6 separate regions of the Mus musculus genome follow, and all the other regions are linked to region 1. Evidence: chromatin loops called from intact Hi-C (ENCODE). Cell type or tissue: heart. All regions are shown on one strand. Region 1 has its middle 7.4 kb from the start of Gm52717. Region 2 has its middle 16 kb from the start of Gm42266. Region 3 has its middle 9.3 kb from the start of n-TGccc3. Region 4 has its middle 91 kb from the start of Map3k7. Region 5 has its middle 18 kb from the start of n-TGccc3. Region 6 holds the start of Bach2os (BTB and CNC homology 2, opposite strand).

What was found. Peaks named below come from ENCODE experiments on the same cell type or tissue, not always from the same donor. Only the 100,000 strongest peaks of a DNase experiment are listed, where the experiment ranks them.
Region 2: it touches region 1 in a loop (1.8-fold over the local background); 2 of 42 quality-filtered maps call a loop at or near these places.
Region 3: a loop joins it to region 1, with 2.8 times the contacts of the local background. A loop is called at or near these places in 30 of 42 quality-filtered maps.
Region 4: it touches region 1 in a loop (2.4-fold over the local background); 6 of 42 quality-filtered maps call a loop at or near these places.
Region 5: it touches region 1 in a loop (5-fold over the local background); 30 of 42 quality-filtered maps call a loop at or near these places.
Region 6: a loop joins it to region 1, with 6 times the contacts of the local background. A loop is called at or near these places in 14 of 42 quality-filtered maps.

What each region holds. Positions count from the first base shown.
Region 1 is chr4:32,150,969-32,155,968 of GRCm38, forward strand. No RefSeq gene overlaps it. Among named protein-coding and RNA genes, the nearest start is that of Gm52717, 7.4 kb to the right of the region's middle. In heart, a CTCF peak has its summit at 2,584 (motif pointing right); no DNase peak of the experiment used is centred here; H3K27ac peaks cover 547 bases.
Region 2 is chr4:32,200,029-32,205,028 of GRCm38, forward strand. No RefSeq gene overlaps it. Among named protein-coding and RNA genes, the nearest start is that of Gm42266, 16 kb to the left of the region's middle. In heart, no CTCF peak of the experiment used is centred here; no DNase peak of the experiment used is centred here; H3K27ac peaks cover 640 bases.
Region 3 is chr4:32,237,046-32,242,045 of GRCm38, forward strand. It overlaps a transcript of Bach2 not described here. Among named protein-coding and RNA genes, the nearest start is that of n-TGccc3, 9.3 kb to the left of the region's middle. In heart, CTCF peaks have their summits at 1,594 and 2,899; DNase peaks (open chromatin) are centred at 1,586, 1,976, 2,446 and 2,936; H3K4me3 peaks cover 2,823 bases; H3K27ac peaks cover 3,130 bases.
Region 4 is chr4:32,052,699-32,057,698 of GRCm38, forward strand. It overlaps the pseudogene Gm11927. Among named protein-coding and RNA genes, the nearest start is that of Map3k7, 91 kb to the left of the region's middle. In heart, CTCF peaks have their summits at 2,611 (motif pointing right) and 4,557 (motif pointing left); a DNase peak (open chromatin) is centred at 2,613; H3K4me3 peaks cover 975 bases; H3K27ac peaks cover 497 bases.
Region 5 is chr4:32,245,857-32,250,856 of GRCm38, forward strand. It overlaps a transcript of Bach2 not described here. Among named protein-coding and RNA genes, the nearest start is that of n-TGccc3, 18 kb to the left of the region's middle. In heart, a CTCF peak has its summit at 2,615 (motif pointing left); DNase peaks (open chromatin) are centred at 2,605, 4,105 and 4,535; H3K4me3 peaks cover 1,413 bases; H3K27ac peaks cover 3,265 bases.
Region 6 is chr4:32,570,094-32,575,093 of GRCm38, forward strand. All of the region lies in intron 3 of Bach2 (BTB and CNC homology, basic leucine zipper transcription factor 2), which reads left to right. Bach2os (BTB and CNC homology 2, opposite strand) reads right to left here and starts at 1,569. Exons shown (of 5, transcript NR_026843.1): 1 at 1,491-1,569. In heart, CTCF peaks have their summits at 714 (motif pointing left), 2,211 (motif pointing left) and 4,709 (motif pointing left); a DNase peak (open chromatin) is centred at 98; H3K27ac peaks cover 461 bases.

The DNA of each region.
Region 1 (5,000 bases):
AGATCATTAGAGATGTCTCATTAGCAAATATGCCTCTGCCTGTTTATGGTCAGGGATCTGAGAGTTAAGAGAGAGCAATTAGAAGGAAGGTGGAAAGATTCAGATGCTGCTCCTGTTGGGAGTCTGCAAGGCTTGATGAAATGCTGTCCTTCAAAGAGACCAACCACTCACTGGTCCAGGTTGATCATACCAGACAGACACCTTTCACTCCTGGGTACAAGTAGAGACATCAATTTGTCCTCACTGGGTTGATTTACATTTGGGTGGTTGTAATCTCCTCACCTATGAAGCCTGGCCAGGCCTACCATCTGAGACACAATATACTCTAAGCCCTTGGCATCCGTGGCAGAATTAGTGGCCCCTTTTATTAGTATGCCCAGTGGCCCCTTTTGGAACTTGTACCTATTTCTCCTTCAACATTAGGCACAATCACCAGAGGCGATCAGAGGTGATAAAAATATGATCGTCAGGAGTTTAGAACATCTGGGGTGAATGTCTGGGTTCTTTCACCAGCAAGTAACCCAGACCAGTAAAACTGCCTCCGGAGGAGATGGACAGCAAATAGGGACCTAGAATAGCATCAGAAACCATCACAACCAGCCCATATGTTATAAAGGTTTTTGGTGGAGTAGGAGCTAAAAGGCAAGTCAGATACTATGGGGTGAGCCACCACCGCCTGGAAAGATCTAGAAGAACTGGAGGAATTTACTATAGAGCACAATGTCTCTGCTTAATGTGAGGGGCAGACTAGCCTCTGCACTCTGCGCCTCACCATTTGACAGCAGAACCAGGGGTCTTTTTATAGAGGGCAGAGGAGATTTTATAGCACAAGCGGCAACCAGGCTCTCTGACTCTCGGGACGGAAGCAGGGAAGCCAGAGGAAACAGTATATGTGTAGCCATATTCTCTCTAATATAAAGTCACTTCACCAGTGAGAGATTCTGGTCCTGAGGAAGCCCACTCATTAGGGACTCCAGCTGCCTATTGGTTTCTGTGAAATGGGGGGAGGTGATACAAAGGCCCGTGGCCTGAGCAGCCACTGGATTCTAGTATTACATTCTGACACAGGCCCACAAGTGTTGGGAACCCATGGGGCCAGGCCTTAAGAAAGTGCAGCAAGCAGAATCATCGGAGAAGGAACTTGGAGATGATACATCAGGAAATCTAACCTTGCTAGGTGCTTAGGAAAGGCCTTTGTGAGACAGAGGATGAGCAGGATGATGTCAGGCAGACACAGGCAGAGGGAATATTAAGAGACACGGAAGCAAGAAGGGGGTCGCAGAGCAAATGAGAAATGGATAGAGGCATGGAGTGGAGAAGGGAGGCAGGCACTGGACCAAGGCATTTGTGGGGAATCCTTGCCTCAGATCTTCAGTTATTATTGACACATTTTCAGCAAGAGAAGCCATCACTCAGCTTCTATGCCGTGAGCTCACGCTGGCACTGTGCACAGAAGCATTGCGTCTAGAATGCTCTGTCTATATTAAACTCTGTAAACCAGGCCCTAGGTTACACGGGATGTATACAAAAACGACCGAGAGAGCACAGCCAGAGGAAGGTGGGACGGGAGGTACCCTGGGAAGCAGGAAAAGAAGGCAGGCTTGGCCAGCAGTATTAACATTGCCAGAGAACAACGGCAGTATTAAGTAACATTAGAGGGCAAAGAAGTGTTAAATGACGTCATCCGAGAGCTGCAGCAGTGCTGTGACATCAGAGGTCAGCAAGAGAGGACATCCGCTTTGCTCTCGATTAAATATCAGTGTGACTTAGGAAAACATGCTAATTGGGAAGTTACTGGGAATCTATCTGGAGGAAACAACGCAAGCGTCCATGTATATGACCATGATGGTTTCGCTTATAGTGCACAATAAAGCTAGGTGGTAAACCAATCTTACAGTCTTTCATCCTTATGGTAGAGAACTGACTAAGCTGAAAGATAAAATTTCATTAAAGTATACTGCAATCATTAATCTGCTATGATGTGTCTGAAATTCCTTCACACGTGAGCCTGTGGCTGAGTCTCTGTCATGTGATGTTAGCCTGTCCTCCTGAGTCTCCCTTACAGTCACCCACACACCACAGGTGTTCTAGACTGCTGGGGCATCCCCTCCTAAATGACCGATCGGGAGAATTTCGTTCCATAATCACATTCTGGGTCTATTTGATCTTCTGATAACTCTATTAGGATGTTTATAAGCTGACTTGCTTTTTAATTGTTTCCCTTGTCCCAGAGATATAACGAGTGCGTTTTGCTAATGGGTTTTGTAACCTCAATTCTTTATTTTTATTGCTAATGGACTCTCCAGTAATATAAAATGAGTGATGAATGCAGTCAGATAGAAGCAGAAAAATCAATACCTGTGCTGACTCCATATTAGTTAAAAGCAGATGAAGAGCCGAGACTGGCAGAGAATAGGATTTCCTCTGCCTCCCCCAAGCACTGGAAAATGGGGACAATGATCTACCATGGGCTGAGCCACTCTCTACAAAGAAGGCTCTCCCCCCCACCCCCCTGTGCTGTGTAACAAACAGTGAGTGAGGAGTTGAACAGTCCTTGGCATGCTGAAGAAGTATCTCCAGTAGAGGGCAGTGCTCCATGCCCACAGTCTGAACACTGCCTCTCTGGAACAGCTCACCTTCCAGATAACAGAGGTGTAGTGACTCCACCACATTGGAAGGTCCACCTTTGGTCAGACATGCTTGTCCATAGCAAAGCCTCAGCCACTGCAGGTTCACGTTTGGTGAGCTGGTAGACACGGCAGACACACTCGGCACTGTGGATGTATTATCTCATTTAGCCTTCACAGCAGCACTGTTGTCATTGACCCTGTTTATAGAAAAGGATGTGGAGGGAGCTTGCCCAAGCACATCCAACTAACAGTGGAGCAGTGAACTCGGTTGTGCTCTGTAAGACCAGGGTTTAGTTCCCATGGTGATAGCAGTGGCAGGCCATATTGTCTGTTCTGTTCTACCATTCTAGACCATAGGGACTCTTACATCCATCCACAACTAATGGAGAGTTTGGGGTATGATAGTGCTTGGTGCTTGGGAAATAATTAGGTTTGAGTCACCAGCTAAAAGTGCTTTATTGTGTTGGGGAGGGGTGCTATCGAGTAGGTTTGGCATGCTTTCTAATTTGTCTTCATTTATAGTCAAAGCCAGTAGTAAATAGCCATGATAAGCACGTACATAAACAGCTGCCAAAGAAACATGAACACAACCTAAATGGATACACATTGCCAAAGGCAAAGCTCAAATGGTTACCTATGCCTGCCTCTTTAGTTGCTACTTGTAATTTTCTTAAAACCTTCCATTAAAGTCCAAATTGGTTACAACTTCCAAACATCGTCTACAGACAATGTTTTCTGACAGTTGTCAACCCGAGGGCAGCAGGAGTTTCAGTGAGGTGCTGCATGAAGATTCCCTTTCAGGGTTTTAACAAGAGCGCTCCCCACCATACCCGTCTTCTCCATGGGGTAGTGGACCGTAAGAGGAAGCCTAGTCCTCAGTCAAGCTAAAAGGTTTGAAACCCTGGAGATCCTTAAAGCATAGTAGGAGCTTTGTCTACTCTCAGGCACCAGGCCCCTGTCACATAGACACAGCCCCCCCATAGATTTGTGGCCATCAGTCACACAAGGGCAACACCCCAAGCCCTTCCCCATGTAGATGAGGCATCCCTAACATCTCAGACCAAGACAATAGGAAAAGAGATGCAACCACAGGTGACACAGGCTCAAGACAGAGATCTCCATGATATTGAAGTACCCAGAGGCCTGGAGAAGATTGCCAACAAGACTTCCTTCCCAGACATCCCTCCTTGCAAAAGATATTTAATCTCAGGCCCACCCCGAGAAGTGGGGTATGACTTTACCCATCTACTTTCCACCATGACAATAAATGCCTCAAAACCACAGACTGCCTCTTTTCATTGAGATCTGCCTTGTAGAGCCATGGAGAAGGCCTTCAAGTCTCCTGTAGAAGGCCTCTCTGCACTCAGCTAGACACAGCCCAAGGACCCCCAATCTGTTCTCAGCTCTTCTGTGACTCCCAGTGGTGCCTGAATGTCCAAGAGTCTGAGAACCCCGTGGCCCCCGCCTTGTCACAGGCCCAGGGACCCCTGAGCCAGCTCTGGATTTGCCATGGAGGAGCAGTGCCTTAGGGCTTCCCTACAGTAGAGCATCTGCCTGGCAGGGCATAGGATCAGTGAGGTCAAACTCCCCGAGTTCCGCCTCACCCAAGTGGTCTTGCAGAGTGGACTCGGGACCCAACGCCCTACACTTCTCTACTCCTTCAGTCTACCACAGCAAACTCTCCGCCTTTGTCCTTCTTCCCATGGGAGATAACGACATTAACTCCTACCCACCTGTGCCTTTTGATTGCTGGTTGGTTGTGTTGTGGGGTTTGTTTGAGACAATGTCTCTGTGTCACCCTGGCTGTGCTGGAACTCGCTCTATAGACAAGGATGAACTCGAATTCACAGAGCTCCACCTGCCTCTGCCTCCCCAGTGCTGGGATTAAAGGTGTGCACAGCCATCCCGCCAACGACGCTATTACTTTTTCCACGTGTCTACATGGTGTGTCTCTGACCATCTCTGGTAATAACCAGAACTTTTACATTAATCATCTAGTACAGTACAATACTCTGAAAAATATCTGAGGGCAATGGAGACTACTGCGGGTAGGATCAAGACATGTTTTTGTACTTTGAGAAGCTAGGACTGGAGACATGGCTCAATCACTGAAGCCTGGGCTCCCAACCAAAAGGATAAGAAATTAGAGTGTTGTGCTGAGATGACTCTAGGAACAGCAACTGGTTTAAGGGTTGAGAACTGGATGATAATTTCAAGGGGTCACATTAATCCTTAGAGTTCTCTAAGGAAAAAAATTTAACTCTGAGTCTTTATATTATCAAATGAAAAATTAAAACATGCATTTACCCATAAATTATGGGCATATATGAAAGCATGCAGCATGTAGTAGTTAAGAACTTGGTTCTGAAA
Region 2 (5,000 bases), 49 kb after region 1:
CAGGCACACACAGGCCTGGACTACCATCATGCAAATATTTACTGAGAGTTTCATACTGTGTTAGCCACAGTAGAAAGTGTTAAAAAGAAAGGACTAAAACGTCTAAAGTAAGGGGCTTATAACTTTAATGGGAAAGACAATCATACATAGAATAACAAAAAAGCAGGATAAACTAATGACTGGAGTGAAATAAAAGACAGAACAGGAATGCTCTAGTAAGTTGGGCAACTTTTCTGTTAGAATGAAGAAAAACAAAAACAAACAAACAAACAAACAACCCTGGGGGGGGACTGAAAAGAAGAAAGGCTAGATCCTGTTCATGGTTTCAGAGGTTTCAACCCAGGGTCAGTTGGATTCAGTACTCCACAAAGATGCTCTTTATTGCCGAGGCAGAAGCATAGTATGGACCAACTGGTATCTGAGTTTTGGTAAAAACTGAGGCCAGAACTGACACATTTAAGGAAGAGCATCCTCTCGCACAGAAAATTCCAAAAGTGATGCTGTGACTGTCTCTTGTCTCTTCTCACTGATGACCCTGGCTCAGAAATGCATCAGGTCAAAAGAGGCACTAAGTGCTGGTTAGTTCAAAGACTGTAGTCTATGATCACAGTTCAGCTTTAGTGGGCAACATGCTCAGATTATTTTCTTCTATGAGAAGAGCCATGTATGCCTTTCCTGTAAGCTCAGTTCTTCTTTGTCACATACAGAGCCGTCTCTCCTTGCTCTTATTTTAAATGTTCTCTTCATTTATTCTTACAGTGACTTTAATAAGGACTGTGTATGCCCCTGGTCCATCCCAAACTATCACTGTTGCATTGTTGACGAATCCCTTTGTTAGACCTTTTATGGAGGAGGAGATGAGCCCCAAACCTTTGCTCACTGCTGTAAATTCTCACCCGTGCGTAAGGCATATTAATGACATGTCGACAACACAGAGACTAAATTTCATCTCTGCCACTTACCACTGGGGAACAAAAACCACCACTTGTATGCCTGTTTCCTACCCTCCCTCTATAAACTGGGAATTGTCACTCATTGGGTTACTGTTACAAATGACTAGTTTAAAAGATATGCCAGATGTATTTAAAAAGCAAGTGCTATTATTGCTATGTGAACTAATAGAATTCAGTTACAAGGTGTCTGATATATAAAGACTGTGTCCATGTAGCTTGATTGTGTACACTATCTTAAATTAAAACACACACACACTTAAAATAGTCATCACTTACAAAGCTGAATCATGACATTTCTTTTTAGTGATATCACAGGATCCGTTTTGGAAGCCGAGTGACTGTTCTGTCGCACACGAGGTCACACTCTCAGGCACCAAAACAACCCAAGCCGGTGACGATATGCGTTCCTTACCCCAGGAATAGCAGCATTCCACTTTAGGCAGGACTCTGCTTGGGTGCTAGTGCCCCAGATAGGATTAAGATGTGGCTAAGTCGCATCTTCCCAGGCAACTTGGAGGGGGCCCTTGGGAGTTTAAGACACAGCTCTTCCCAGAGACCCACTAATCCGTGCTCTTTGTTGTGACCAAGCACTGACTTACTAGTGTGCCTTATCCCTGTCTATCTCCGGGCTTCGTTAGCAATTCTCTTCATACCCTGGGCATGAAGCTTCCTCTCAGGTAACCAAGAGCTTTAAAAAGAGAATCTCCAAGAGAAAAAAAAATCTGAGATATCGTGGTGGTTTTTCTACTACACACTAAGATAATTCCAGTTACAATTCAGTGGATCACAGCATCCATCTCCAGAAGAGCCACTGGCAAGCAAAGACCAGGCCTCTGGAAGCACCAAAAAAGCCAAACAGCCATGTAAACAAACAGTCTGGACCAGAACAGTATAAGCACACCTAGCTCTCCTCCTGTGGTCCTACAAAAGAGGGTGGCCTGCCCGCCCTCAGAGTCTACTCTCTTTGGATCAAGGGCAAGTTCAAGCTTTTCAACAACTCCTTTGATCTTCATCAAAGTTCTGGGTTAAACATTCCAGGTTGTTGCTGTCTGCCTTAGTTACTTTGTCTGTTTGTGTGATAAAATATGCTGACAAAAATCAACTGACAGGAGAAAGGGTTTATTCTGGCTCACGGCGCCAAATACAGCCTTTCCTGGCAGCGACGCCTTGGCAGTAGGCACTTCAAGTGACTGGTTATATTGTGTCTACAAACAGGAAGCAAAGATGGATGAATGCGTACTGTACGGTTGCTCAGTTCCTCCCGTGCAGGATCCAGTCAGGCAACGGTGCTTCCCACAGAGGCTGAGCCTGCCCAACACCATCCGTGTGGTCAGGACAATCCCCTGCAGGCACACTCAGAGGCCTGACTGCTAGGAGATGTTAGATTTTACTGAGTCGACCCTTAACATAACCATCACGCATCTATGCATATCCGCTCACAAAGAACTCTACTTCAGTGATGTTCCCAGAGCAAGGCAAGCCCTCTACTTCAACCACCAAGAATTCCTGAGATGCCTGGCTCTCTGTATGCCACACATCACCAGAGCATATGACAGACAGCGTATGACTTGTGGGTATGTTTCTGCCTGGTCAGCCTGTAGGTGATACTCTGACCACAAGAACCTTCAGTCACCCTGAGCTACTCAGTGTGGATAGGAAAGAGAAGCCTACACAGCCTGGTGCTCCTAGCTTGAGTTTGTGTTTGTTTAACAGGCTCTCAGGGGGGAAATATTCTGGGAACCTCCGCATTTATTTCTTCCTTGGCATTTTATTGGAGTATACAACTTGCAACACTGTTTCTTATCAGGAACATATTCTCGGGGTTCTTCCCCCCCCCCCCAGACAGGGTTTCTCTGTGTAGCCCTGGCTATCCTGGAACTCACTCTGTACACCAGGGTGGCCTCGAACTCAGAAATCTGTCTGCCTCTGCCTCCCAAGTGCTGGGATTAAAGGCATGCGCCACCACTGCCCGGCTTCTCGGGGTTTCTTGAGAGTAGTTCTTTTACATATTAGCCAAGGCTTTTTTCCTGGGGGTGGGGTGGGGGGAGGGGGAATGACACAAAGACACAGAGACAGATGACACAGAAACACAGAGATAAACGGACAGAAAAGAGAGATACGCTGAGAGACAGATGGAGGCAGAGAGACAGAAACAAAGACAGAGACACAGAGACAGAGAACACACAAAGATCCTTAAGAAACTTGGCTCATGCAACCCTAGAGGGTAAAAGTTACATGCTCTGTCCTGCAATCCACAGACCAGAGGAAATCAGCAGTGCTTCCTATCACACTCACGGGCTTGATAACCAAGGCTAATGTCCCAGGGCGAACGGAGATGGTCGTCTCAGCTCCAGAAGGAAGCTTGAGCCCACCATTCCTCTACTTTGTTGCTTTCTTCAGGTTACCAACTAGGCTGGAGGATGCTGGTCCACATTGGAGGGCTCCATTGTCTTTGCTCCGTCCATCAATTCAAATGCTAGTCTCATCTGAAAGCACCCTCACAGCCATCAGAAAGAGTGTTTTACCATCCGGCTAGGTATCCCTTGCCCAAACAAGCTGATATTATCACAGGTTGACCCTCTGCCAACTTAGAGCCTATATGTTGTTTCTTCTTAAACCATACTTAATCTCCAAATAATGAGAGTAATTCCACTTAGCATGATCCAACTGTCTCACATATAGGAAAAAATGCCCTAATCTTTCCCACAGTAAAGATGAGGTCCTTGAACGATGCTTAGTTCTCTCTTGACAACTCATAACTTAAATACCATGATACCGAGTTAGCAATACTACATGCTGAAGGGTAGAAAGCCGGTCTACCTTGTGTTGCATTGTAAGGCATTAAGAGAAGAAATTAAAATTGTTTGCTTGTGATACGTATACACACATGAATTTATAACAAAATAAGGAGGAGATAATCTTGATCATCGTCCTCATTCCTATTACTGGAGACAGGAAAGTAGATAGACGCAACTATCTTCTGATATGCTGTCTGTATTTCTCTTGTCTTCAGAAAGTGCTTCCTTACCTAACTGGTGATGCCTAACCAGCTGTTTCTTTACCTGGTGGAGTAGGTCAAATCTGTTTGTGCAGGCTCTTTGCCACGAGTAGTATTACCTGGATTGGGTTGTAGCTTTTCATTGGCCTTAATCCCAGGGCATGGCCATATGAAGAGCCACAGTTAAGAAATTTCTTAGACTCTCTTTTCTCCATTGTAGAACAGTAGTTCAATTTCCCCTTAAGTAGTACAGCTAACACACCCCTGCAATGCTGTAGCCCCTTATTTGTTGGTATAGAGCTATGAGGAGTGCACAGCATCTGGGAACAGGGCTAACTTTCAGTTCAGTAGATTCCTTATTGAGTCTTATGGCAGGAATACGCCTCAGTGTGTAACAGACTCCGCTCTAGCCTGGTAGAAGGCAAAACATCAGCAACACAAGCAAGAATTCTGTTAGGAGTCGCTAGCAAACAGGGACATCTTCACTTTGTATTTCAGGATGGGTCTTGGCTAATAAAGAGTACCATTTAAGGACACTGATTCCGAACGTATAGAGAACCTTGCCCCAGACCTAACATGCACTATGAGCGAATCCTTAAAACATCATTCAGTCCTTTCATCAAGGCAGCCGCTTCCGTTTGGAGAGTGTGAGAAGCCTGGTGAATAATTCCACAGCGCGGGCCTTTTGCCACCCCTCCTTGGCTGCGAAGTGCACTGTCTAATAAGAAGCAGTGCAGTATGGAATAGTCTAACAGAATCGTTCTGTCAGCTCATGGGTGGTCGTGTTGGCTGAAAGTGGGAGCCCAAATTCCATTGTAAGTGGGGAAGCAGCTTCAACTCATAAAGATTCATAAGGCTATAGGGGTTCAACATCTCCAGTTTCATCAAGGATTTTCTGCATATTCCCACCACAACTGGCAGGACCCCGATATTTTCCAATCAGTGGCCCCACTTTTTTTTTTTACCAGAGACATATATAAGACCTGGAGTTTTAGTTCTATTACAACTAGCCAATCACGGGATGAGATTCTGTGTTTGCTTTTCAGCCA
Region 3 (5,000 bases), 86 kb after region 1:
AGCCTGGCTCATATAAGAAAACATTTATTGATGCTATTAAAATGCATAAAGCTTAGCCCAGCATGGTAGTGCACGCCTTTAATCCCAGCACTCAGGTGACAGAGGCAGGTGGATCTCTGAGTTCCAGGCCAGCCTGGTCTACAGAGTGAGTTCCAGGAGTCTACTCATAGAAACTGTCTCGAAAAATCAAATTAGTAAGTTAATTAATACAATTTTAAAAATGCATAAAACTTTTAACCAATACATGTTTTAAAGTATGAGAACCACCCTAAGAACTACCCATGGCTGTAAGAAACTATCTAGCAATGCAGGCCAGAATTGGCATTATGTCCTTGCCGGGAATTTGGGTAGAACTTGCCACGGACAGCGTTTGTTTCAAAGGGGACAAGACAGGAAAATAAGACCCAGAGCTCCGGTCTTTGCCTCACCTGAAACCAGAATCGGGTACCCAGGAAAGTGGGACAGCAGTTAGAAAAAACTAGCGTAGGCACTGTCACCCTACACGGGGCTCTTGCTTAGTTTTCCACCCAGACATTTACTAAGTCCTCAAGTGCGGGCGGCTGGAGCAACACTTTGGATGGTATCACAAGACTCCCAGAGCGATGCTTCCTGGCTTCCTCGGCATATGCCAATGCCCATTTTACAGGGGGATTTATGATCCTTCTCTCAGTAGAGCCAGCCAAAGTTTTATAATCTTCATTAAAAGCCAGCACCACGTGTAATAATATGAAACGCTGCCCTACACAGGGTAGGGGAGCAAGTTATAGGTGCTTAGGGAAACATGGCAGTTTCCTGGCCTTGGCAAAGGGTGAGGTTGCAGGCACCAGCACAGCAACTAACACAACCTTACTTTATTGCAAATGTACCTTCAACCTAAGTCCTAATTACTTTCTTTAAATTTTCAACTACCTGACACCAAGCCTATGGTGGCTTAAAGGGGCAACAGCAACCTGACAGCATTCAGAGGGGCAAGCAAGTGACAGCTGTGGAAACTCAGTGGAAGTTGAGGTTAAGGAGATGGAAAGAAACTCTAAGATCTTTTAGACTGGGAAATATATAGCTCTTGGTGGCTGGAGGTCCCCCTCCATTGGGTAGGCCTTTAAAGAACTCTTCTTGGGTAGGGAGCTGCTCTTCTCAAGGCCCACTTCCCATAAAAGGGGGCCTGATTCAGCTTTCCAGGGTTCATGGCTCATCTTGTCCAGCTCCTTCAGGGAAGCTGTAGTCGGCCGCGGAATGTCAGGTTCCAGGTCGGCTTTCCCTTTGATGAAGTGCCCATGGCTCTGGCGACCTCCCCACGTGCCACACTGGCCTTCGCAGCTCTCCCAACCCCACTAGCCCCACAAGCCCTGACTTTCAAGGCCCGGGCAAAGAGAGGCGGAGCTAGGAAGTCATCCGGGCGGGGAAGACAGGGCTCTTCGGGCCGCGCGGCCCGCACAAAGCCTGGAGCCCGGCGTCCGCGGCGGCGAGAGGCGCGCCCCCTCCCCGAGCCAGCCGGCGAAGCGCGCGCCCGCCAGCCGGAGCCGGAGCCCCGAGAGCGCCATTCGCCGAGAAGCTTACGCCAGTCACCCGGCGTACCGCGCCCCAGCGGCCGGGGAGGTGCGCTGCCCCGCTCCCGTAAAGTTATTGTGAATGGGGAGCGGGTGACGTCAGCGCCGAATGTCAACAATGTAGCGATTGAGAGTGTGGGCGTTCCGGGAGAGCGCGAGCCGCGCGGCGCAGCCAGCAGCCCCGCCGCCGCCGCCTCAGCAGCCAGCCCCGCGGCCGCGCACCGGGCTGCGGTCGCCCCTGCGCCCCGCTTCGCCCGCCGCCCCTCCCTCGCGGCCCGCGTCCCCCCTCTCCCCCGTCGCCCCCGCCGCGCGCGCCGCTCCCCTCCCCCTTCCCGGACTCGGGGGGCTGCGAGCGAGCGAGCTGCCATGTGATGCGCATCCCCTCCGCCTGCTCTCAGTGACCCCAGGACCGCCCACCACGCCGGCGGCCGGGAGGGGGCTGCGGGCTGGGAAGACGCGGGCAGGACCGGCGCAGGGGGACGAAAGTTCCCGGGAAGGTGAGTGCCCGACCGGGCCGCGGGGCCGAGGCGACGCAGCGGGGCAAGTTTGCACGGGGAGCGGGCGAGCGGGGCAGCGGGCGGCGTGGGGCCGCGGCGGGCAGCGAGTCCGGAGGGCGAACGGCCGCTCCCCGCCCACGGCCGCCTTATGGCATTTTCTAGGAACGGGAAAGGGGTGGGAGCCGAGCGGAGGACGCGGCGGCGGGGCGCGCTCTCCCGCCTGCCTGTTTACGGCGGGCGAGGCGGCATTGTATTTTGCTCGCGTCGCCGGGTGTTTTGGAACAGCAGGGGGAGGAGGAGCCGAGGGTAATAAGTCAGTCGTGGGGCGGGAGGGCGGGTGGGGAGAGCAGCGCCGCCGGAGCCGCAGCAGCTGTCAGACCCATGGCCCTGCCTCCGGCCCCAGCCCGCGCTCCGGCCATTCCGGGTGGCCTGGTCCCTCCCTGCCCACCGCACCCCCGCGCGCGGCCGTTCCGCGAAGACCGCGGCTCTGTGGCCCTGCGGCTCTGTGGCTGTGCGCTCAGCTGTCAGCCGCCGCAGGGTGGCTCGGATGACCGCGCCGGGCGCTAGAAAGAGGCAGCCCCGGTCCTCGGGCGCAGACGTGCCCAGGGGAGCTCAGGGCTTCCAAGAGGGGACACCTTGTAACCGCCTTCTCCCCAAGGCCCTAGAACACACATCCACACCTGTGTGCAAGTCTCTCAATCCCCAGGGCTCCACCCAAGAGTCGAGTTTAAGGAAGGGACAACTCGCTGCACCTCCCCGCACCGCGGCCCTCGCAGTTCACCCACCCACCGGGTGTTCAGGAGCGAGCGGCACCGAGAGGGCGGCGGGCGGCGCTCATGGACTACCCCAGGTGCCCGCGAGAGAGGACTTGATTCAGCATCTGGGCTGGGCGAGGATTTGCGGAACTTAGAGGAAGCCCGCAGGGCGGCGCGTGTCTGAAGAGCCGCACATCCCAGGCCCCCGGGGTCGTGGGCACATTGAATCTCCCCAGCCTCCTCTTGTATTCATGCAAGTTTGGCAACTTGGGCGAAGTTCCTGCCAGGCTGTGGTCCGGGTGGTTTTGTGTGTGACCCAACAAGATGCTCCTCGCATTCCGCGGGTCCAGCCACTGCTGTCGCTGCCTCCTGGAACGAGAGGGGCTGGAGCGTCCCACCCCAGAGACCCAACTGCGACTTGCAGCGGGCTTGTGGGCGGCCAGGCGACGCGTTCCTGGATTTTCACCTTCGCTGTCTAGTGTCATAGTCTCTCACTCTGTTAATTTCATCTGCTGAGTGTATTTAACTAAAAAGGGTAATTACTTTAGATAAAAATGCTTCCTAGCCTAGTGGGAACCTTGGCGGAGATACTGCCTAATGAGATCTTTTTTTTTCTTTTTTCTTTTTGCTTTTGTCTGTTTAAGAGTAAAATTAGAGATGTTAACTCTGATAACGGTTTTCTCAGATCATTAAAATGTATCATGTAGGAAATTGTGCCGCTAAAGCTCAGGCTGACTAGAAAAGCTAAGCTTGAACTGCCTTATGCCCCTCCTCTTGAAGAGATGGCTATTTCTGCAAGGCAGCGGGCGACTTGCTTAAAATGTGAGGTCATCCCATCCTGAGCCTCTAACAGCTTGCCAGTGGTCGGCCCTTTTCATTCTTGCAGGTAATAAACGTGGTGGAAAAAAAAAAGACATCTTGTTAGAATTAGTCTTGCCAATTCACAGTGTTGCAGCCAAACTGTTCCAGTGAACGTTCTGTCAGTGTCTCTATTGTAATTCAGTTTTCCAGGCGCTTATAATCACCACAAAACTTTGTATGGCTTCTCCTGTTCTGTACTTTAAAACTATTGATCACCCACTTTGGCACTAATTGCTATGTTTGAAACCCAAAGTCATTCAAATGAAGGTGGGTAGGGTCCAGAAACGAGATCTGCCACCATAAAATAGTTTGGTTAATATTTACATTTTGTATTTTAAAGGGCTTCAGGTTTGCCACATGGTAATCTAAATGTTTGAATAAATTCTTTGACTATCAAGGGGGTTGGAATGTCAGTTCGTACAGATCTGTTTTCCTCCTCAGGTGTATGATGTCTAAGTGTCCTAGCTAGATTGTAAGCACCCCTGGTAGGTAGTTCTTAGTGCTTTGTGTGTTGTGTGTCAGAATCTGCCACCGAGCAAGAGTGAGGCAGAAAGAGTCGGAGGGAATCAAATAGCCCCTAATTTACTTTCAGTGCTACCGGTGTCTGGGAGGCTGCCTGGGAGGCTGCGGTGTATTCTCTTTCCATTGAATTATGCCCTTTGACTCAGAATCTTCAGGCAATTCCCTTCCAGCCACTCACCTCTGGCTGCTGTGTGAGGGGCTTAATTATTTGCAAACTGCCTTGAAATCCCAGGATGAAAGGCACCGAATAAGTGCAAAGTATTGTTATTCAGATATGGAATTTAATGATCCATTACAGTTCATCAGGAAAATGCACTTTGCCGTGATGGGAGGAAATGTTTCCACCTGATGGAGGGTAATAATAAGTGCTTAAAAGTAGGTTCAGATTACAGATGAGACAATTAACTCGAGCCATGTGCTCTTCAATTTGTTGCAATTCATTTTGTGATCAAAGTGAGTTACAGGGTGCCAGATGGTCAGGTTCACGTTCAAATCTCTCTCAAGCCAGCCCTGCACTTCTGTGCCCATGGTCAGCCCAGCCAATGGGATGCAGTAATTCATTAGTGACTGGGAACTCTATTCCTCTGAATCTGTGATGCAGCCTCCTTCGATGCCAACAGAAGGGCCCAGGCCAATCAGTTTTGCTGGGAGCAGTTTGATTTCACTTGGATTAGCTCTTGCTTAGCATCTCTGGTATGGATCCAGTCTTAACAAGGAAGAAAGAGACCCTTGGTCTCTCAAGCGACACTGCTCTTGGTTTTAAACCTCCATCGGATTTCAGAGACTTAGTTTCTGGTTTGCTTCAAAGGCTGGCCTGA
Region 4 (5,000 bases), 98 kb before region 1:
TGGCTTCGAGGGTCATCCTTTCCGGAAAGACTTTCCCCTCACTGGCTATGTTGAGCTACGTTATGACGATGAGTGAAACGGGTAGTGACTGAACCAATGGAGCTGGCACAAGAATTCCACAAGTTTGACCTGCTTTCGGAGGTTTTCCTTGCCTATCGTCAGCCTCCTGAGAGTCTCAAGCTCGAAGCTGGAGACAAGAAGCCTGAAGCCAAGTAACTTCAAAAGCATAGAGATCCTAGAGGAAAAGGCTACACCTAGGGTTGTCTGTAAATAAACTCCAATGGACAGTCAGAAAAAAAAAAAAAAAAAAGATCAGAGGTCCACCTCAGGCATCTTTCCTCAGAGATGGTCGCCTGCATCTTTATTTGTGTGAGGGTGTGTGTTGTGAGTAGATTCGCTCTCCTCTATGTGTGGAGCTCAATGGCCAAAGTCAGGTGTCCTCCTCCAGCACTGTGCTCCACACTTTATTTATTTATTTATTTATTTATTTATTTAGAGATAAAGTCGCAAATGAACTTGGACCTTGTCATTTCAGCTAGACAGGCCAGGCAGCTCTGAAGTCTAGCTTTTATGTAGATTTTGAGGATCTGAGCTCAGGCAGGTCTTCATGTTTTTGCAACAAACTCTATCCACTGAGCCATCTCCCCAGCTCCACCTTGCATTTTGAGACTTGGTGGTCTCTCAATGAGACCTGGAACTCAGCAGCTCCGGCTCCCAGCCAGCAAGCCTTAAGGATCCTCACAGCTCGGCCTCCGTAGCGCCGTGACGACAATGAGATAGTGCTACATTTGACTCTGTAAAAATAATCTAACAGTTGTGCTCATGTGCGCGTGCGTGCGTGCGTGCGTGTGTGTGTGTGCGTGTGTGTGTGTGTGTGTGTGTGAGAGAGAGGGAGAGAGAGAGAGAGAGACCATGTCAGAGGACAACTTTATGAGTTTGTTCTCTCCCTCCAGGGATCAAGCTCAGGTGTCAGGCTTACCCAGTGAGCCATTCAGCTGTCTCAGGCTTGAATTTTCTTCTTCTTTTTTTTAAGTCAGTAAATATAAGAAAGTTTTAAATTGCCCTAAAAGGCAATTTAACACATGGGGGAGATTTTTGAACCTATCACTTTGGTACAGGGCCCAGATTCTGTGACACTGGAGCCTAACTCTCATTGTGAGTGTGACCACTGAGGAGAAGGCTGCCCATGGAAAGCGCTATTTGATAGTCTTAGGGCCAGTGATTCAAGAGAACGAGCCCGCATCTAAAATCCAGAGAGCCTCCGCAGATAAGGAATATTTCCCTGAAATCAAGTGAAGGATTTTTTTCTTTAATTCATTTTTTTTACAGTCCATGTTTTATTCACCCTTCATCCCCCCTCCGACTGTTTCATATCCCACACCTCCTCCCCACTCCCATGTCTCCACATGAATGTCCCCATCCCCCACCCCACCTGACGTCTAAACTACAGTCTCTTGATGGTTAGGTGCATCATCTCTGAATGAACACAGACCCGGAAGTCCTCTGCTGTATGTGTGTTGAGGGCCTCATATTAGTAGGTGTATGCTGCCTGGCTGGTGGTTCAGTATCTGAGAGATCTCAGGGGTCCAGATTAATTGAGACTGCTAGTCTTCTTACAGGATCACCATTCTCCTACGCTTCTTTCAGCCTTCCCTAATTCAACAACAGGGGTCAGCAGCAACCCATTGGTTGGGTGCAAATATCTGCATCTGACTCTTTCAGCTGCTTGCTGGGTCTTTCAGAGGGCAGTCATGATAGGTCCCTTTTTATGAGCGCTCCACAGCCTCAGTAATAGTGTCAGGCCTTGGGATCTCCCCTTGAGCTGGATCCCACTTTGGGCCTGTCACTGGACCTTCTTTTCCTCAGGCTCCTCTCCATTTCCATCCCTGTAATTCTTTCAGACAGGAACAATTATGGGTCAGAGATGTGACTGTGGAATGGCAACCCCATCTTTCACTTGATGTCCTGTCTTCCTGCTGGAGGGGGGGCTCTATAAGTTTCCTCTCCCTACTGTCAGGCATTTCATCTAAGGTCCCTCCCTTTGAGTGCTGGGAGTCTCTCACTTCCCAGGTCTCTGGTATATTCTGGGGGGTCCCCCTAACCTCCTATTTCCTGAGGTTGCCTGTTTCCATTCTTTCTGCTAGCCCTCAGGACTCAAATGAGGGATTTTTAAACGTGATAGCAGGAGTTAAAAGGGAAGCAAGGGACATGCATTTACAAGTAAGTCAGAGACCAGAGGGCTGAGGACACAAAGATGTTACCTGGAGATAGTGAGTGGCCTCCTTCACGCTAGGCCAGCACGGAGCTACTGAGGCAACGCCGTTGCTTCTGCGGATTCCCGTGCTCCAAGAGAAACGGGGCTTTTTCCCTTCCCCAAAGACACTCTGCCAACTAGACCCCAACTGGACCGCCGGATGCGTAAACTGCCCCTGTTCTATGATTCTCATACAAATTTGTCAGTGATTTGCAGACACTATGAAGCAAAATTAGAGAATAATCATTAAAAGCTTCCGACAATATGCCTATCCATAAATTCTTCAAGAGGAAGATGAACCACCTTCACATAGCACGGCCCGGGACCTTACCGGCTCCAGCCATGCCTTCTCTAGCCACTAGATGGCAGTACAAGCACAGACTTTCAAAGGCCCTTTATTGACAGGGTAGCGACAGCCAGCGCTACTAATGAGGCTGGCTTTGTTTTTGTTTCTTTTTTGTCTTCCATAACTTCGGGTTTCTGGTGTCTGATTCGATGTTTTGGGCCACTTGGACTTTCCACTGCACTTCCAGCCCCTTCCAGAGGCTTCATCGTTTTGCTGGGGAGATAACACCGTGGAGCCTTCTGGGAAATTGACTATAGGGATTTGAGAAAAAAGCTTGACTTCCGGCACCCTGGATCAGTGGGTTCATTCTACGAGCTCCATCCAGGTCACCAGCATCCAAATCACTTCCCTGTCGGGACCAGATGTTCAAAGGAAAATCCCGATTCAGAAGTAGGGAATTTCCTAGAAGCGATTTTTAAAATGTATGTTTTTGTGTGTATGTACATCACATGTGTGTGCGTGACCATGGATAGCAAAAGAGGTTGCTAGCGTTTCTGGAACTGAAGATACAGGAGGTTTTGAGCAGCAAGGCACGAGTGCTGGGAACTAAATTAGAATCTCTCGGAAAAATGGGATTCCCCGGAAGAATAGCAAGCATTCTTCAGCAATGAGCCATTTCTCTCTCTCTCTAGGAGCAAAAATTTCCCCCAACTGGATCCTAAGAACCTTGTTCCAGAGGAGAACATCTCTGAGGGTAATTGAGCAAGCTACTCTGGGAACGTATGCCCCAAGCAGAGTTATAATTATTAGTATTATAAGTATTAGTACGTACTACATAAACAGTAAGTGCTGTGCCGAACTCTCTATGAAGATTACCTCATTCACTCAATAACAACTAGCGCTTGTTCCAAGCACTTGAATTTTAAACCGAGTCTGCCTGAGTGAAAACTGTTGTTGTCTCAATGCATACATATATAAAACACAGGACCCTGTGACAGAATCCTGTCCCTTGTGCCTACCGATCCTAAGTTCTAGTTCAGAATGCTTTGATGAAGTCCAAATGCAGGTATGCCTAGCCACGTCCACCAAACAGGAGTCTTCTATAAGTTCCAGTCCAGGGGACACTGGGTCAGATGGGGCCAGCCTGAAGACCAAGGAATTCAGTAATGGTTGGGCTCTGATCCCAAGTGAAGGTGTGTGTGTGCTCAGGGTGGGGTTGGGGTGGGGGTGGACGGGGTACTGTGCTCCAGATAAAGAGAAAGGGCTGGGAAAATCTGATCTCTGCACTCAGTTCTGACAACTCTGGTTCTCATCAGGGGAGTGGCCCTCCTCCTCAGTGCCTCTGGGTTGAGCCCTGCTTGCTTAGATCCTAGAATCCTTTGGAAGCTCAGATAGCATAAGCCTGCTGACGTTAGTCCCACTCGTGGAAATGTAGCCCAGAACTGCACATCTTCATCTGGGTTCGGTACCCACGTGCGTGCTCATGACTTGCTTCTACCAGTCTGTGTCAGAACAAGATGAGAGCACTGTGGGTAGGGGTTAGAGGAAACCCTTCCCTTTGAGAGTCCGTCTTTCCTGGTTAAATACTGATCTGGGGTACTTGCAAGCTTATTTTATTCCCTGGAAATGCATAACTTTGGCAAGAGTAGATTGATCTTCCTTCTCCCCTCCCCCTTCCCCCTTCCCCCTCCTCTCTCCCCTTCCCCCTTCCCACTTTCCCCTTCCCCCTTCCCTTCCCTTCCCAGCTCCCGATCTCTTGCCTCCACCCCCTTAATGCTGGGATTACAGCAATAACCTGGTTTACATGGTCCTAGGCATCAAACCAGGGCTGGAGCACACTAGGGAAGTACTGTACCAACTGTGATACATTTCCAGTCTCCTTTCTTGTCCTTTTTCTTTTTTCCATTCATTTCTTCACTTTTAGCTTTCTTTTTCCTTTTCTTATTTAAAACGTCACTCCCAATTTGTCTCTGAACAGGTAAGCAATTTTGAAAGTGGCTTCTAGACTGCCATCTAGTGGTCATCATAGCTCATGGTCACTGACTTTCTGAGACTACAGATTGTTGGAGTGTGTGTGATTGGGTGTGGCTGGGGGCGGTGTAAGTGTATGCATGCGTGTAGAAGGATGTGTGTATGTGTGCACATGTGAAGGTGTGTGGAGGTGGGGGTGCACATCTCAGTGTATGTGTGTATGTGCACGCATGTGCGTGCACATTTTAAGTGTGTGCTCAGCTGCCAACAGAGAAATGTATTATCATTAAAGGATTCAGGTTTGGGCACTGGAGAGATGGCTCAGCGGTTAAGAGCACTGACTGCTCTTCCAGAGGTCCTGAGTTCAATTTCCAACCATTACATGGTGGCTCACACCATCTGTAATGAGATCCGATGCCGTCTTCTGGTGTGTCTGAAGACAGCTACAGTGTACTCATATAAACAAACAAACAAACAAACAGCAACAAA
Region 5 (5,000 bases), 95 kb after region 1:
GAATTGCTAATTGCCCAAAGTACACTCCTGTTCCTACTTGGAAAAAAGTACAAGATAACATTCGAGTTAACATTGTTACTTTGAGCATTTTAACGACGTTTGACAATATTTGAATGACCAGAAGCTATTTGGACGTTTCCTTTGGTCAAATGTCATATGTTAGACCTATGCAAAGATGGTTCGTGAAAATGTGGGTCTAGCTTCTAAGAAGCCCCAAACTTCCCAGATGGGTGGAGAAAGGGGGGGGACGGGTAGTAGGATTTGCTACCAAGAATGATTTGGGGCCTTTCTTGGAAGCTTAACTTAAAAGGAATGGTAGTACCTACTTAAGACAGGTCACCTAGGACGCATGCGCAAGCACCTCTGTTTTCCCCTGTGTATGTGTTGCTTGCATGAACTCAGTCGTCCTAATAACCTGGGGCAGAATCATGGATGGCAGCAGATAGTGCTTGGGAAAGCAGGGACTGGGCAGGAGATATCTGAGGCAAGCAGGGGCCACCATGCTGTGTGTCCCCCTCAGTGGGACCTCCGTTGCTGATATCAGGAGTGGACATTTAGGCAGCTCACTCTGAAATACTGGCTGTTTTCTTGACTTGACATCTATCCAAAAGACAAACTTGAAAAAAAAAAAAAAACAATTTCTCTGGGAACCTGAATTGAATGTGTATCTCCAGGCAGCCTCGTGATTCACTTTCTAATAACTGTGTTCCTCGGATCTGACCTAGTAAGCATTTAAGCATCTGAAAGTAAAAGTGATAACACAGGAGAGCCAAAGATAAAGAGGTGGAACATGGATCCTGTTTCTCCATCCTCAGATTTTAACTCTGTTCTTCACACTCCGGCCTCTTGATGGCTGAAGAATTTGCTATTTGAGGTTTTTTGGTGAGAGAAGAGGATAAAAATTGTAAGCAATGATTCCTCTAATCCTGGGAGCACTCTACCCTGGGAGCACTCTACACTAGAGGAAGAATGGCATTCACGACCAATTCCATTAGCGTTCCTAATTGGGAATGTTAGCAAGCAGTGACAGAGAAAGTAGTGACCTTTGTCCCCATTCGAGGCAGTTTCAGGAAGAGATTATCTTGCCAGATTAGCATGTTGCAACTTTGAGCTGGAGATCTGAATGGGTTTGAAGGACTCTGCTTGGCAAGTGTCCCAGTTACCTGGGGTTTGTGAGGGTCACGGCTGTGTGCTTACTCAGCGCCACTCTGCCTGGACTGGACAGCAAATTGACACTTCAGTCAAGAGGCATTCTTGGGGCTGGCTGAACCTTAAGTGCACGGGAAAGGCTCAGTTTGGGAAATAATAGAGCGTATGAATGTACTGTGGCTCATTTCTTTTTAGCAATGAGTTCAAAATTTGGAGATAGCTAAATGCGGAGATACTTAGTGTGTCAGTGTTGGAGGTTTTAAGTGATTAAAAAAATCAGGCAGATGAGTGCATGAAGATTTCTATGCAAACAATGATGAGCTTAAATTAAAGCTGCTGATTTAGTGGGAGAATTACTCACATTGATTTGTAGAATATCTATATGGGTTCAAGATTCCATATTATGCAAATGAATAAACCCTGAAGAGTCAAACTGAAGGGAAAAAAAGAGAAATTATCTGTGAAAGATATTATTACCATTCAGTGAGAGGAAAATGTAGACACATTTCAAATTAACCCTTCCTTCGCACACATTCCATGGGATGACGAGCGTTGGGGACAGCAGTCCTTATCAGAATTGTAAGGAAGCTAGGCAGGCATGTTGCCATCAGTTCCCAGAATCCTCTTGCAGCCACTTCCAGGTTACACTCTGTTGCCTTTGGCCACCTGGTGTGATAGCCAGTTCCTGCCCTTCTGACCTCAAGCCAGTATCAGAAAGGGATTGTATAAATAGCGTTTTAGGAGGAAATTGGTTGCTCAGCATACCCAGTGCACTACTTCGGTGAGATGTCAGCATTTGAGCGAGAGACAGGCAAAGAAGTATGCAAGAGAGGAAGCCTGGAATGTTCCACTGTGGTGATCAGCTGATGGTCTCTGTGCCATGGTGAGTGAGGGGGTCTCGTCAGGAGCTCAGCACCGGCAGGAAGTGGAGACAGGCTGATCAGAGGACACAACCACAGTAAAATGAAGATGTAAAACATGGCTGATTTGCCACGATCTGTTATTCTGGGAGCTTCACCTGTGAGACGCTGGATTTGAATTCTTCTGCCTGTCACAGGTGTGTCATGTGACATTTAAACTCATCTTCAAGGGGGAAACAACGTGGCCAAGGGTTTGGGATTTTTGTCAGTTAATGGCAAACATCCTCTGAAATTATCCTTGAATTCATGAATATTATGGTGAGGGGAGGCCGTGCACCCAACTTCTTCCACCATCCTCTTCACTCCCCTCCCCCCAGTTTCATTGATAAAAATGGACTGAGGAAATTATTTCAGAATTGGTTTGACCTCTTCTGTTAGCACAGTGGTGCTCTCTGGACATGAAGAGAGGCTGACTGGTTAAGGGAGCAGTGCTTGTTTTAGATAAAGCCCTTGCCTGGTAAACAACTCCTGGGGGATGAAGTCAGAGTTGCTTGCTACCCCTCCAGCAACCATGCTATGTTGAGTTGGTGGCGCCATCTAGTGCCAGCCTCTGGAACTGTGCTGGACTCGGTCTTTCTCATCCGTGATATAGGGTGTGGAGAGGCTTTTCTGCCCAAGGGTAGTTCAGTGGAGAGTGCGCTCTAGTTCCTGAGGGTAAATATACCTCCATCGTCCCTTCCCCGACTCCACAGCTCTCAGAACCCTTTCCTTCTCTTCCTTTTTTCAACTCTTCCTGAGTCCTTCTCCTCCCCCTTCTTCCTGCTCTCTCTCCTCCTTACCTCAACCTCTTCTCCCTAGTCACCAGCTCTTCTCTTCTCTTCTTTGTTCTCCTCCTCCCTTCATCCTCTTCCTCCTGGGACTAAAATTGAGAATAACTATCAATACTTTTCTTTTCCCTTTGTGCGGAAGTCTCGTAGTAGACTTGGTCCTTCATTCTCTGCTAATTAGACATTTTCCCAGACTCGGTTGGTTGGGGGTGGGGCTGGGGGCTGTCTTCATTCTTCTTGGAGCCGTTGTTGCAGTAGTATTTCCCACTTGTAAGTTATACAACCTCCAGTGCACACTTTTAAGCTGGAGTGGTCTGTGGTCTGTCCTGAGATGCCCCCTGATGGGCACATTGCACTTGGCTTTGAGGAAATGCGTTCTGAGTTCCAGACCTTCCACGTGGACTTTGGGATTCTGTGTTAAATGAGAGAGCAGAACTGAAGGCACGTGGGTCAGAGTCTGGCATGAGATGGTCCTGTACAAGCCGCCAATGGGGCCTGAGTTCGTGTCTGAGTTTCAGTCTCCCTCATTCAACACTTCAATTCCCACATATGTTAAACACCTCCTATGTGGCTTTGAATGCAAGTCTCTTCCGAAAAACAGGAACTGTGCTTCGGTTACCGGTTCTTGTGGTCGATAGGGCAGCTATTTTGATTTGTCAGAGGAGAGGAAAAGCAGTTAAATCTAGTTAAAATTAAAGCCAGTTAAAATTAACTGGCTCAGGAGATTTGAATGCAGCTGTTCCACACATTGAAACACGGAGAGTGAGTTGTTTTTTTTTTAAATTTTTTTATTACCACTCCTGATTATTACTGGTCATTACTTATTTTTGAGCCAGGGTGTAGATTATCTGCATGTTTTGTTCTAACAGAGGAAAGTAATAAGTGGGCGGCGGTGGTGTGTGTGTGTGTCTGTGTCTCTGTGTGTGTGTGTCTCTGTGTGTGTGTGTCTGTGTGTGTGTGTGTCTGTGTATGTGTGTCTGTGTGTGTGTGTGTCTGTGTGTGTGTGTCTGTGTGTGTGTGTGTGTGTCTGTGTGTGTGTGTCTGTGTCTCTGTATCTGTGTGTGTGTCTCTGTGTCTGTGTGTGTGTGTGTGTCTGTGTGTGTGTGTGCGCGCGCACGCGCGTGCGCGTGCATGCGTGCAGAGATTCTTGTGTGTCCCGGTTTTGTTGCACCCTGCATTGTACATGCCACAGTGCTGCGCAGTCAGCAGTCCCCTTGCTGACTCATGTGCCGGGGCTGTGGGGCTCCCTTGGCTGCTCTGCCTGCGGTGCTTAGGACCAGCATGGCCTGGGGAGGGTGGGAGGTCGGCTGTCATTGGGTCTGTGATCACTGTGAACTGGCTGGGTTCTTCTTCCCTCTGTCTCCCCAGCACAGCCTCTGGCTGGTAGGAAAAGCAGGCACATGTCTGCCTCTACAGGGACAGCATAGGGCACAACCTCATTTCTGGAAGAATTGGCTTTCACTTTATTGTTTTGGGAATCTTCAAACCCAGACAAATGGGTAAGGAGAGATTCTGCTGTTAACGACTTAGCACCCCCTCAAGGACTTTTTAAAACTTGAAGTGGACTTCCTTGGCATTACAGACACTTGGCCCATTTCTCCCTCTGTGGGCAGCAGAAACAGGAGGCAGGGCCAGTAAGGGGGTGTGACTAGCAAGTGAAGTCGTCCCCTGGTGACCACAGCCTTTGTTTATATCTGTTGCTGGCTATTGATGTGAAAACAAAAACAAAGCGCCTAGCCTGGGGTCAGGAAGATGCTGTCACCTGACTTAGCTGACTCCCTCTGCCTGTTTTGTTTACATAGCTCCGGTTTGGGTTTTTCGTCAGAAAGTGTGAAATGCTGTTTTTTCTGAGGTCGCTACATAAACTTCCTTTTGTGGACGGGAGTTGATCAGATCATCCTAGACTCCCAGACGATGATGCAAAGCTGCTGAGCTGGCGCAGGGAAAGCTGAGCAGGGGCTGAGACAGAGCCTCTTGCTAGCCTGGAGAAGCTTTCTCCAGGAAAGGAGGGCTCTCTGACCAGTAATAAAGAGAAAGCCACAGTGACTGTAGCATATGCTGACGGACGGTCTTGGTTTCTGTCGATAAGGGGTGACTCATCAGTGTCAATAGAATTGTGACTTCTAATAATAACACAGCGTGAGCCCTTCAAAACATGCGGTTT
Region 6 (5,000 bases), 420 kb after region 1:
TGACCTCTAATCCTGCACTTCCTGTGGGTTCCAGAGGCAGGGAGAGAGTCAGCACTTTGGCAAGACTGGTATGACCAACAGGAACATATTGTGCAAACCGCAGCAGTGGCCAATAGTACCCTCTTTCACATTTGGCCTGCTGACTCAGTGACTATTCCTCTGTCTCCAAGCCTTAACCAAAAACCAAAGCAGTCCACAACTAAAGAGATTCATCGCCTACAAATCTCCCAGGCCTGTCTACCGTGCAGCCTCCCTGCCCAGAGTCCACTGGCCATAACAGCAGGCTATTCGGACAGGTGGGGGCGAGAGTTAGCAGAATGTTTCATTGTGTCATATTGTCTACTCTGTGCTGTCTCTGGGGACCCAGAGAGTAAACACCTCTGATGAGAAGTACCGTCTGGAAGGATATGTTAGGCAGGAGCACTGACTCAAACAGCAAGCTGTACAAGCTTGTGTACGTTGTATTAATCTCCTGGAGGAAAGAGCAGAGGCGTGAGCTTTCTCGCAGCTGGTCGGCTTTCCAAGACGTTGTCACATTACCTAGTTTTCAGCCCTGTGTGGGGTACATGGATGCACACAAAAGCTTGTGAAAATATTCCTCTGGAAAGGCCCAGGGCTGCCCCTCATCTCCAGGAATGCCCGCCCGTTGCCTTGGAAACAGCCGAGGGCTGAGGTTGAGCCTCCGCATCCCTTGAGGAACAAGGCAGGTGCTCCCACCTGCTGGTCAGTGTAAGTTCCTCCTTGCTGTGTGGCTAGCAGATCTACAAACAGAACCCAGCACAAGAGTGAGGGCTCCCTTCCCCCTGAGAGAGAAGAAGATGTATGGCTGACTGTTTTCTTCTCCACTGACCGTCTTTAAAAACGAAGCCCGATTGCAACAATCCCTGATGAAATTCCATGTGTGGTTTGCTTTTGCTCCAAGGACTTTGACACTGCCATTGTTGATTTTCCCTTTCCCCCGCCAACCTTCCATCCTGTCTACCTGGTCTGTGTTTGCTGTCTAGATGGCTTTAAATACAGTAGCGCTCGGTGCGGAAGCCCTTTAGACTTTCCTTGTGATCTGCTCTGTGGCATGTTTTCTTTCTGCAAGTAAGCAAATACAGTCTGGAGCTGAAGTAAGATGGCTCTGCTGTCAGTGGAAATAGAAGTCCCCTGAGCCCCAAGGGTGCACAGCTTTTGTGATGCCCAGGTGCTATGTCTCCAACTGACGACCTGTGTGCTGCTGGGGCACCATCTAGGATCTGAGTGTCTGTTATCCAAAGCTTGGAAAATGGAGATAAACAGTGCACTGTATCATTGGAAGCCTAGGAGAAACAGCCCCACAGGCAAAGGCCTTTCCAACAGCCTGCAAAGGAGCCATTTGTCCTGCCTGCACTCACCACATGGGAGGCATAGTAAGTGCCACATGGAGTAAGTGCACAGCTAGGAAGTAACCCGACAGAATTTTCACCCGGCCCTAGGAAAGGCAAATGATTCTTTAGTGTGCTTACCTTTGTGCATGGTGATCAACTGGGCACAAATACCAGGACTGAGCCTCATGACTATCTGATGCAACCAACAGATAACTCCCAGATTCAGGGCAGACTAGCCATACCCTTGACCTCTTAAAGAACACAGACTCAACACTCCACCCTCTGAATCCTAACAGGAAGTTGCTTTCTTCACCAATAAACCCAGGCCCACATGCTTTCTCCAGTGACTCTTTTTCCTGAGAGATCTGTAAGATTCCTGGGCACGTCCTACACATGTCTAGCAAGCCTTTTGTGGGGACCCATCTGAATTGTGGAACAATACTGGAACAATAAAATGTGCTTTAGATTTTAATTTTTCATCATTGAATTTTTTGTAAATAACTTGTATAGATTACATTAGAAATATTTTATACACTGGGATAAATGACATGTTCTTAAAATGAAACTCACCTGGATTGTTTTGTTTTGTTTTGTTTTTACTTTATTTAATGTGGCCGCTTTCAATTTTTTGGTTTCTTGCAGGGGTGGGGGTGTTGGTTGAGTTTTTCTGAAACAAGCTCTCGGTATTTAACCTTGGCTAGGCTCAAACTCAGAGATCCACCTGCCTCTGCCTCTCAAGTGCTGGGATTAAAGGTGTAACACAACACACCTGACTGACATACACTTGTAAGTTTAGCCTCTCTGACTGGTGTTAGTATTAAAGGTTAGCCTAGCACATGACATTTAGGCTTACATTGCCATCTGCTGGCCAAGCCAAGAAATTGAATATGAGAAAAAAACCTAAGCAACCTGAGCTGGGTCTAATAGCCTGGGCTGGCCTGGAACTCCACAGGCCTCTGAGGGTGGCCTTAATCTTCCTGCCTCCACCTCCTCCCAAGTGCTAAGATTGCTGAGGTCATAACTGTGCAGGAGTTGCAGAAACAGATGTAACTGCAGAAGTTCCCAAACCATCAGCACCGCCTTAGCAAGGAAGGGCAGAGAGAAGCTGTTAAAAGTCACAGACCTGGGGCTGGAGAGATGGCTCAGTGGTTAAGAGCGCCAGCTGCTCTTCCGGAGGTCCTGAGTTCAATTCCCAGCACCCACACAGTGGTTCTCAACCATCTGTAATGGTATCTGAAGTCCTCTTCTGATGTGTCTAAAGACAGTGACAGTGTACTCAAATATATAAAATAAATAAATCATTTTTTAAAAATGTCACCGACCTGAACTCCAAACCCCATGGAGACTGACAAGGCCCTAGAGAGAGAGAGAGCCTGGGCTTGCTCTCAGCTTCTGCATCAGACACAAAGTCAATGTTTTCACACAAAACAATTAGGGTCTTCAGTAGCCCATGCTGGCCTTAAACTCAGTTTGTCAGTTTGTAGCTAAGGATGACCTTGAATTCCTAATTTCCATACCTTCACTTCTTGTGTTTATAGATGAGGACCACTCCCTGCATCAGGTCTCCATAGTTGCCGTTCTTACAAAATAATACATACTAAAATTAAACAACAGAGAAGACACCTCCAGAGTTGTGATATCCTCTCTTCATTGTTGTGGAGTTTTATTTATTTATTTCTATTTTATAGTTGTTTGTGTGTATGTCTGTCTGTACCACGTGTGTGTCTGGGGCCAACAGAGACCAGAAGAGGGTATTGGATTCCCTGAAACTGTAGCCACAGATGATTGTGAGCTGCCATGTATGTTCGTGTGTGTGTGTGTGTGTGTGTGTGTGTGTGTGTGCTGGAAATCAAACCTGGGTCCTCTGGAAGAATAGCAGGTGTTCTTAACTATCGAGCCATCTCTCCCACCCCTGCCATCCTCTCTTTTAAAAATATTTACCTTGACTTGTGAAGGACTTAAAAGTAGGAATCGTGCCTAAACCTTAATGGCTTACAGTAGCAGTGGTCATTCAACAGCTCTCACACGTTCTGTGTGTCAGGAACTGAGCTGGCCCTCATGAGCATTTCTGGCTCAGATCGGGTGTTGGCTGGGGTTACAGTCCTCTGCGGGTCTCAGTGGCTTCAAGAATTCACTTCTGGGCTGGCAAGGTGGTTCCTCGGGTAAAAGGGGCAGCCACTAAGCATGGAAACTGAGTGTCATTCCCAGGGCCTGTCTAGCTAGAGGAGTGAACTGAGTTCAGAATAATTAAATAAAACCTCATAAGCAATGAGCATGCTTCCATTCACAGAACTGGCAGGATAGTGCTGTGAGCTGGAGATGCCAGGTCTGCCCTACTGAGCAGCCAGTGAAACAGGACAAAGTACAAGTCTCAGTGCCCTTCAAGGCTTAACTTCGAGAACACATGACATCGTCCAGCAAGGTGTTTATCAGAAGGAAGGAATATGCATCGTGTCAGAGAAATAACAGAATTACCCTGTAAAAGAAAACGTAATTTTAAAAACCATATCCTGACAAAGTGCCTAGCATAACACTAACCTGAGAAGCGTACCTTGTTTTGCACGAGGACACTGAGGGTCAGAGGGGTGATGTCACCTCTCTCCTGTGTGAGAACTAAAGCCCAGCTCTGACTCCTCCTACCCAGGATGTCACCTTGGGTTCTGTGTGAGTAAAAAAGACTCTCACTGACTGGTGCATCTCTGCAGTGTCTTCAAGGTGTGCTGGGCTCAGTCTTCCTTCCCCATCTGTACATCGGTCTTTAGAAGATCACTTTGGCCATTTTGTTGAATTCCGGTTGTGTGTCTTGTAGCAGGGGCTTTGATAAACCATGGTCTTTCTTACAAAAGTTCTGCAACATTGGAAGAACTAACACAGTTTACAATATTTTTAATGCCATTTGCTTCAAAGGAACCTCAGGAAATGATAACATTATAATCTGTGTGTGTGTGTGTGTGTGTGTGTGTGTGTGTGTGTTGAGACAAGGTCTCACTATGTAGGCCAGACTGGCTCCCCACTTACTCTGTAGCCCATGCTATGCTCAGATGCATGGCAATCCTCCTGAGTGTTGGGATTAGAGCTATACACCACCAGGCTGGCCGACTTGTGTGTGTTTGTACTGTTTGGTTATACGAATATTTCATCTTACTTGTATTGGAAATAAGAGAAGTATTAATCACTACTTGCTTTCAGTACTTCCCATGACTTGCTCATCTTAAAAAGAGGTTTGGAGACTGGAGAGCTGGCTCAGCAGTTAAGAGCACTGGCTGCTCTTCCAGAGGTCCCAGGTTCAACTCCCAGCTCCTGCATGGTGACTCAACCAGTTCTATAATTCCAGTCACAAGGACTCCAGCACCATCTTCTGGCCTCCATGGGCACCACACAAACAAGGTGCACAGAGATGCATGCATGCAAAACACCCACACACATAAAATTAAAAATAAAATAGAAATACAAACAAGAAAATGATATTTGACTGGACAGATGGCTCTGCAGTTGACAGTGTATGCTGCTCCTGCAGAGGACCCAAGTTCAGTTCCCAGTGCCCTCAGTAGGCGTCTCACAACCCCCCTAACTCCAGCTCCAGGGCCTCGTACACCTTCTTGTGGTCTGCACTTATGTGCGTGCACATGTCAACATGCACACATAAAC